Linked DNA regions of Homo sapiens: region 2 is linked to region 1. Evidence: chromatin contacts called from ENCODE Hi-C or POLR2A ChIA-PET data. All regions are on one chromosome and are shown on one strand. The core of a region is the stretch at or near the end of the contact, and the rest is flanking DNA. Distances in the headings are between cores, read along the strand shown. Region 1 holds the start of UQCR10 (ubiquinol-cytochrome c reductase, complex III subunit X). Region 2 holds the start of AP1B1 (adaptor related protein complex 1 subunit beta 1).

Region 1 (4,387 bases), core at 779-3,278:
CATGGGTGGCAGAGGTTGCAGTGAGCCAAGATTGTGCCACTGCACTCCAGCCGCACAGAGTGAGACTCTGTCTCAAAAAAAAACAAAAAACAAAAAACAAAAAAAACTTAGATATCCTCCTCAATTCCTCTTTCCTGTGCACCCTACACACATCTGCTAGCTTGCTCTGTCTGCCCTCCCTCCCAAATTACATCCCAAATCTGATCACTGCCCTGCTCCACACCCTAACCTAAATTACCACCCATCAGGCCGGGCATGGTGGCTCACGCCTGTAATCCCAGCACTTTGGGAGGCCAAGATGGGAGGATCACCTGAAGTCAGGAGTTTGAGACTAGCCTGGCCAACATGGTGAAACCCTGTCTCTACTAAAAAAAAAAATTAGCCAGGCATGGTGGCAGGCGCCTGTAATCCCAGCCACTCGGGAGGCTGAAGCAGGAGAATCACTTGAACCCGGGAGGCGGAGGTTGCAGTAAGCCGAGATAGCACCACTACACTCCAGTCTGGACGACAGACCGAGACTCCATCTCAAATAAATAACCACCCATCTTCCCTCAAATGATCTACTACAATAACTTCCCCCTTGCGGTCCACTCTCCATAGACCAGCCAGGATGATGACATTAAAGTGCACATTAAATCTTGTCGCATTTCTCCTGAAAACCCTTCAATGGCCTCCTAGTGCAACTAGAAAAAGACAAGACTCCTTGGCCAGACGCGGTGGCTCACGCACCTTGGGGGGCGAGGCAGGAAGATTGCTTGAGCCCAGGAGTTGGAGACCAGCCTGGGCAACACAGTGAGACCCTGTCTCTAAAAACAAAAACCAAAGAAAACAAGACTCCGTAAGGTGGGTTCCAAGGCCAGACATGAGCTGACCGGAGTCAACCTCTTCACAGTCCACTCTACTTCTTTCCCTCAAACATCCCAGGACTGTAGCTGCCTCAAGGCCTTTGCACCAACGTTTTCCTGTTCAACTCTACTATTCATTCAGGTCTCTAGTCAAGTGTCACCCCCCAGAGCAGCTACCCAGGGTGCAATGTCACCACCACTGCCTCTCCAGTCAACCAAAGCACTATCTGTTTGCTGTACTGCATCTCCCCACCCGCCCACTCCGTAGATTGAGCGCTCTGTGAGAGCAAGGACTTTGTTCACTGCTGGGTCCCCAGAGCAGGGACCAGAACAGGCGCTGGGAAAACATCTGTTGAATGCCCCAGGTACTCCAAAGCCCTTGCTCTTTTCAATCCCAAGCAGGTTCCAAGTCTCCAGCCTTCCAAACCAGGGTTGCCCGGTGCGAAGCCCAGGGGTGAGAGGAACAGGAAGCAGGGCAGATCCGTCCCTGCCCTTAATCCAGGGTGAAGGGTTTAACCTCCAGGACAAGACTTTTGCCGCAGGCTCCAGCTCCTGGCCTAGACTTGGGGCTGGTGCAGGGGACAAGGCGAAGAGTTGAGCCAGGGTCTCGGGAACCCAGCTGCCCTCGCCCCTCTATCCACACCCTATCCCAAGAAATGGTGCGTCCCGCCGCAGGGCGTACGCACAGAGAAGGAAGTGTTCAAGTCTTCCAGTGCGGAGAAAAGAGACTAGGACTCGCCCCTCGACGTCTCGCGGAAGGTACCTGGCTCCCCGGTGGCTGCAGCTCCGGGCTCCTCCTCCTGCGTCCTCGCGTCGCGTACTGCTTGCTGGGATTCGTAGTCTCGCCTTGGCCATCAGTTCGCCCTTCCCAGAGAGCTTTGGGAATCTAAGCCGGGACTGGGCGGAGGGCGGGGAGAAGGTGATGGCGCGCGAGGGCTTCTGGGAGTTGTAGTTTGACATATTCTAACAGCCAGGAATTCTGGAGAAGAAAAATTGGGTAATAAATCTTATCAGATTATCTGGGCTGTCCTGATATGAACCTTTTGAGTTTTTTTCCTCATTCCCAGGATAGGAATACCTCTGTGGTTCAAAACACGAAGGCTGAGATTCAGAGGAACTACAAATCCCATAAAGTGTTGCACGTCTAGGGCCTTTGGGGAACGAGGTCGGCCCCAGCGCAGGCGCGGTGGCGCGAGTTGGACTGTGAAGAAACATGGCGGCCGCGACGTTGACTTCGAAATTGTACTCCCTGCTGTTCCGCAGGACCTCCACCTTCGCCCTCACCATCATCGTGGGCGTCATGTTCTTCGAGCGCGCCTTCGATCAAGGCGCGGACGCTATCTACGACCACATCAACGAGGGGGTGAGGGCCTGTGCCATCCCTGACCTTGGACCCGCCTGAGGGGTGACAGTGGAGTAGAGGTGGGATGGGACTCAGTATACTTTTACCAGGAAGGGGGTAAGGGGTAAACCGTCGGCGTCTTCTGTCTCGAGTCCGCCGTCTGTCCCCTTGGCTTGATGTGAATTCTAAAACGTTAAGCGAGGTTAATATATTTCATTTTGCAGGGGTTGTAAGTATTGCTGTGTGCCACCCTACATACCCACTTGCCCATTATCAGAAGCAAAAACTAAAGGCTAGTGAGAGCAAAGGACTTACTAGCTGCACAGGAAGCCAGGGGCAAGTCAGGGCCAGAAACGGGACCCCTGTCTCTCAGAGTTTCAAGGGCAGATTTGAGCAGGCGACGGTCGTGAAAAGGACGTTAGACACCTTAGACGCCGTGGCTGAAGTTTCAGACGGCGCTTCTGGTCCCCAAGGCTTCCCACGTAGACAGTTGGTATTAATGGTTGAGAGTGGGGGCTATGAAATCAGAAAGCCTTGGATAGGAACACTGGTCCTTGTCACTTAACTGTGGCATTAAGTTGAGCAAGTTTCTTCTCTGAACTCCGTTTTAACTGTGAGATGGAGATATTAATAGTAACCTGAGCACGATTGTGAGGATTACATGAGATGCAGGCAGGGTGCCACATGCCTGGTAGGTGGTACCACTGAAAAATAATCATTGCTTACATTCCTCAGGAGAAAGTGGAAGCATGAGGTAGGAATCGCAACACATTTTTGACTTTTATGTATCATGCACTGTGCTAGGTGCAGTGCATGCTTTATATCGCTAAATTATGACTGTGCTGGAGTAGGCCTTATACATATAGCCCTGTTCCACCACTCACTTGTGTTTTTAATTTGAGACTGTCTGACTCTGCAGCCCGGGAAGGCACTGTCCACTAGTGCTATGCTGCCTGTGACCAGTGCAACTTCCTGCCCCATATGAAAGCATTGCTACTGTCCCATCTCTTGCAAGTGGTTCTGTTAACCACTCCCATTGATCTGGAGAGACATCCAAGTATGTTGTTATAACTCACCCATTTTCCTTGTGCTTTTTTTTGTTTTGTTTTGTTTTTTTGAGACAGGATCTCACTCTGTCGCCCAGGTTGGAGTGCAGTGGCATGATCACAGCTCACTGCAGCCTTGACCTCCTGGGTTCAAGTGATCTTCCCACCTCAGCCTCCTGAGTAGCTGGGACCACAGGCATGCGCCACCACGCCCAGCTAATTTTTGTATTTTTTGTAGAGATGGGGTTTCACCATGTTGCCCAGGCTGGTCTTGAATTCCTGAGCTCAGGCAGTCCTCCTGCCTTAGCCTTCTAAAGTACTGGGATTACAGGCGTGAGCCACTGTGCTCAACCTCTTGTGCTTCTGGGAATGAGAATTTCAGCCAATTTAGGTCCCAGGAAATGTCTTAAATGGCTCATGGTGAAATATTTTGGGACTACGCACTTATAATCTCTTCAGTAATACCTGGGAGTTGAAGAACTGAGACATCTTCCAGGCTGTTTTCCTTAATAATTGTGTGTTTTGGGGCACTTCCCTCAATCTCAAACTGAATTTCCTGTGAAATTAAGATCACCCCTTTCCACTTACTTCACCTGGTGATTGAAAGCATCATAGTATTTTATAAATGCCAAGAATTATGCATGAAGGCTCGGCGCGGTGGCTCACACCTGTCATCCCAGCGCTTTGGGAGGCCAAGGCAGGCAGATCACTTGAGGTCAGGAGTTTGAGACCAGCTTGGCCAACATGGCGAAACCCCATCTCTACTAAAAATACAAAAATTAGCCGGGTAGCGCATACCTGTATTCCCAGCTGCTCTTGAAGCTGAGGCAGGAGAATCGCTCGAACCCAAGAGGCTGAGGTTGCAGTGAGCCGAGATTGCGCCACTACACTCCAGCCTGGGCGATAGAGCGAGTCTCCGTCTCAAAAAAAAAATGTGCATCAAGCATAGGATTGCTTCGAGTTTGCCCACCACAAGTGTATCTTTTTAATCAGGACATGGCATGTGTTTCCCCCAAGCTCATTTTAGAGACCAGGGCAGTGGGAGTAGTTGTAAAATGTGAGAGGCAAAGGTCAAAGTTTGTGGCTCTTGTCTTTAAAATGCAGAAGCTGTGGAAACACATCAAGCACAAGTATGAGAACAAGTAGTTCCTTGG
Region 2 (4,387 bases), core at 723-3,222, 380 kb before region 1:
GACAATATTAAGTTTCTGTGAATTCAATGGAACTAGGAGAATAGATCACACAGCTTAAAAAAAAAAGGTATTACAGTAATATTTATATACAGCTTTCTTCAGAAGCCATGTGGAAGCCCTCACGGGTTCATTCACAGGTTCATACCCCTAGGAGCAGACAGGAAGGCGGCAGGTCTTTCTCATGTTGATGTCAGGGAAACTGAGGCAGAATTGAAGCAAGTGAATATCCGCAATGGAATGAGGCTTAGATTCATACAGCCTAGTCCTCCAGCCACCAAACCGTCTCACCACCTCCCAAGTAAGACGTGCTCTGCTCTGGCAAGAAGCCATGGGGCCTGCATATTTCTCAGAAAGGCAAAGATTCTTCCTCTGGGTACCTTCTTCCAGAACCTAGGACCAAAAGATCCCCTAGAGGTCATGTGGTTCCTCTCTTTTTAGACCAAAACGAATGCAGCTCAACCACTCTGAAGAGAAGTTCTCGACAATCTTCAAATAGTTTTCACGGATAGCCTGTTTTGTGTCTCACTGTTCCCTAAAGTCAGGAAAATCTTAGACTCTTGCCCTGAAAGGTATCACTAATAGCAACAGCCTGTAGGATTGTTTTATCCTAAAGAAAGTAAGTCGAATGCCCCTTATGAAGATCAGACAAAAAGCAATAAGGCTACATCGTGACATAAATCCAAATAAATACAACGGCAGCTAAAAATCTTTTTTTTTTTTTTTTTTTTGAGACGGAGTCTCACTCCGTGGCCCAGGCTGGAGTGCAGTCGCACGATCTCGGCTCACTGCAACCTCCACCTCCTGGGTTCAAGCGATTCTCCTGCCTCAGCCTCCCAAGTAGCTGGGATTACAGGCGTACGCCACCATGTCTGGCTAATTTTTGTATTTTTATTGGAGACAGGGTTTCACCATGTTGGTCAGGCTGGTCTTGAACTCCTGACCTCACGATCCACCCGCCTCAGCTTCCCAAAGTGCTGGGATTACAGGCGTGAGCCACCATGTCTGGCTAAAAGTCTTAAATATCCCCTACACCCCAACCTTAACTCCAGTCTTTCCTTTGTCTCTGTACTTTGCAGGTCTCTGACAGCCTGGCAGAAAACCTGGCCTTGCCTCTACTACCCGAATGACCTTACATGTGGGATTTAACCTCTCTGTGCCTCAGGGTCCTCATCGATAAAATAGGGATATTTAATCCCCACAAAGGTTGCTGTGAAGTTTAAATGTGTCATTGTAAGGAAAGTGCTTAGCACAGTGCCCGGTACACAGAAGGGACTCGATAGCCACTAGCAAGCATCTCCCTCGTTATTTTGCAGCATTATCACCGGTGTCTCCATTCAGTTAACTTGTCTTAGAGGCTCCAACAAACAAGACCAAGCCAGTGCCTAGCCGGAGGCGGGCGGCACGGGACCGTTTTCTAGTTTTTTTTTCTTTCTTCTTTTTCAACCTTGGCAAAGAGATAACGCCCTGAACAACGAGGAGGCCTCAGGATGGCCATGGAGGTGAGTCCGAAAGAGGAAATCAGAGCCCGAAGAGTTTTCCCTCAGGCCAGTGGGGAATTCCTCGGGGCCTAAGTCCTGTCTCTCCGGGCGGAAGCCCCAGGAGGTGCTGCGGGTATGGGGCGGCCGAGGAACAGGCCGGCGGCCAAGTGGGCGCGAATGAATGAACGAACCCTCAGCCCTTCCTCCTCCTCTGGCTGGGGACGTCGCTCGCGCCCCTGCAGCGCCGCGTCCTCTTCATGACCTCTGACCCCGCAAACCCCTCACCTAGGACCCCTGACCCCTCGCCCCACTTCTTCTCCTGGCTCGCCCGGGTCCCCGCTTCCTCACCCGCAGGTCCCAATAGCTCCCGGCGCCCCGGCTCGGTTCGGCTTGGCACCAAAATGTCCGCGGCCTCCACCTCTCGCTCTCCCGGTGCGTCCGGGCTGCCGGCGGCTCGGAGCCCCGCGGCTGTCACCTGCCGGGCGGAAGTGAGCTGCCCGCGCGCGGGTACTTCCGGTGGACGCAAGGCCTGAAGGCGGGGTCAAGGGTACAACCCTGGCGGGGGTGGTGCCCGTGGGGCGGGGCAAGAAAAGGGGAAGAGCCCAACGGTATTAACCCCTCGGCAGCCGCGGCGCTGCTATGCTGCAGTCTCCCGCAGAGCCCTTGGGAAACCATCCCGCTAGCCAATTCAGCGTGAGGGGGCCGGGCAAGGTCGTAGGGAGTTTGAAGTCCATCTTCTGTGTAAAGACGGCAAATCTGAGGTTCTAAGAGGGGCAGGGTTTTGCTCAAGGTCACTCATTTTTTGTTTGTTTGTTTGAAATAGGGTCTTGCTCTGTTGCTCAAGCTAGAGTGCAGTGGCTCGAAGATCTGGGCTCACTGCACCCTCCGCCTCCCAGGCTCAGGTGATCCTCTCACCTCAGCCTCCCAAGCAGCTGGGACCACAGGTGCGCAGCACTACGCCCGGCTAATTACTTATTATTTACTTATTTATTTTTTGTAGAGAGAGTCTCACTTTATTGCTCAGGCTGGTCTCGAAATCATGGACCCGAGAGATCCTCCCGCCTCGGCTTCCCAAAGTGCTGGGATTACAGAGGGGTCTCTCTCTGTCCAAACTAGGTTTACAGCTCTAGTTTGGACCCCTCCATTCTTAAGATGAGTGACCTTGAGCCAGACACAGTGGCTCATACCTGTAGTCCCAGCTACTCGGGAGCCTGAGGCAGGAGAATAGCTTGAGCCCAGGAGGTTGAGGTTACAGTGAGCTATAATTGCAGCACTGCACTCCAGCCTGGGCGACAGATCCAGACCCTGTCTCAAAAAAAGAAAAAAAATGGCCGGGCATGGTGGCTCACACCTGTAATCCCAGCACTTTGGGAGGCCGAGGCGGGCGGATCACAAGGCCAGGAGATCGAGACCATCCTGGTTAACATGGTGAAACCCCGTCTCTACTAAAAACACAAAATATTAGCCGGGTGTGGTGGCAGGCGCCTGTAGTCCCAGCTACTCAGGAGGCTGAGGCAGGAGAATGGCGTGAACCCGGGAGGCAGAGCTTGCAGTGAGCCGACATCACACCACTGCACTCCAGCCTGGGCGACAGAGCAAGACTCCGTCTCAAAAAAAAAAAAAAAGAAAAAAGAAAAAAACCATCTGCAATCCCACTGACCTAAGACAATCACTTTTAATATTTTGGTGAATATTCTTCCAAACTTGATAGATCATTTGTTTTTTTTTGTTTGTTTGTTTTGAGACAGGGTCTCGCTCTGTTGCCCGGACTGGAGTGCAGTGTCGTGATTTTGGCTCACTGCAACCTCTGCCTCCCAGGTTCAAGCGATTCTCCTGCCTGGGCCTCCCAAGTAATTGGGATTACAAGCATGCACCACCGTGCCCAGCTAATTTTTGTATTTTTAGTAGAGGCGGGGGTTTCACCATGTTGACCAGGCTGGTCTTGAACTCCTGACCTCAAGTGATCTGCCCACCTCAGCTTCCCAAAGTGATGGGATTATAGGCGTGAGCCACTGTTGGTATTTTTTAACTCACCAAAATATTGGTAAAAGTTTCCCAAAATAGTAAATACATTTCTACTTGGCACTTTCCAGTATCTGCATAGTATTCCATTACGTGGATGGTACTGCTAATCTCAAAAACAATCCCCTGAGGTTGTTATCCATCTTTTTTAATATTATCAAAAAGTTGTTAATAAATAAGCTTGCACTTACTGCTAAGTGCACTTATTGCTAAGTCTCTACGTCCTATCTAATATAGATATTACTGGTTTTTATATTTAATATAATTTTAGATGTTTAAGCAGCCTCAAAGCCTTTAAAAGTTATTTTTAAATAATTATAGACTTACAGGAAATTGCAAAATTAGTACCAAAATTGAGTCCCATATACCCTTCACCCAGCTTCCCACAATGGTGACATTTTATATATCTGCAGTATAATAGCAAAAGCAGGAAATTGGTGGTGTTGGTAAAATACCGTTATCTAAATTACAAACCTTATTCCATTTTTATTTATTTATTTATTTATTTATTTATTTTAGACGGAGCCTCGCTCCATCACCCAGGCTGGAGTTCAGTGGCTCGATCTCGGCTCACTGCAAGCTCCGCCTCCCGGGTTCACGTCATTCTCCTGCCTCAGCTTCCCGAGTAGCTGGGACTACAGGCGCCCGCCACCACGCCCGGCTAATTTTTTTTGTATTTTTAGTAGAGACGGGGTTTCACCGTTGTTAGCCAGGATGGTCTGGCTCTCCTGACCTTGTGATCCGCCCGCCTCAGCCTCCCAAAGTGCTGGGATTACAGGTGTGAGCCACCGTGCCCGGCCACCTTATTCCATTTTTAAATCCTTTTTAAAAGTAGTCAGGGAGGCCATCCTGGCTAACACAGTGAAACCCCGTCTCTACTAAAAAAT

What was found. A loop is a pair of places that touch in the nucleus more often than their neighbours do. ChIA-PET counts read pairs that join two places held with the same protein, here RNA polymerase II (POLR2A). Pooled maps may share reads with other maps.
Region 2: a map of B cell shows a loop between it and region 1 (9-fold over the local background). The contact joins the promoter of AP1B1 here to the promoter of UQCR10 in region 1. A Hi-C loop is called at or near these places in 3 of 168 maps with a recorded cell type or tissue (B cell, CD4-positive, alpha-beta T cell and naive thymus-derived CD4-positive, alpha-beta T cell), 4 of 37 single-sample maps with no recorded cell type and 16 of 50 pooled maps. POLR2A ChIA-PET finds 5 or more read pairs at or near these places in 3 of 52 experiments (A673, HEK293T and activated CD4-positive, alpha-beta T cell).

What each region holds. Positions count from the first base shown.
Region 1 is chr22:29,765,341-29,769,727 of GRCh38, forward strand. UQCR10 (ubiquinol-cytochrome c reductase, complex III subunit X) reads left to right here and starts at 2,029. Exons shown (of 2, transcript NM_013387.4): 1 at 2,029-2,208; 2 at 4,338-4,387. The coding sequence starts at 2,059. The coding sequence ends at 4,379. It overlaps ZMAT5 (zinc finger matrin-type 5), which reads right to left and starts at 1,667. Exons shown (of 6, transcript NM_001003692.2): 1 at 1,532-1,667. RefSeq lists enhancers at 902-1,551, 1,521-1,750, 1,552-2,201, 2,111-2,160.
Region 2 is chr22:29,386,598-29,390,984 of GRCh38, forward strand. It overlaps AP1B1 (adaptor related protein complex 1 subunit beta 1), which reads right to left and starts at 1,973. Exons shown (of 23, transcript NM_001127.4): 1 at 1,827-1,973. It also overlaps a transcript of RFPL1 not described here.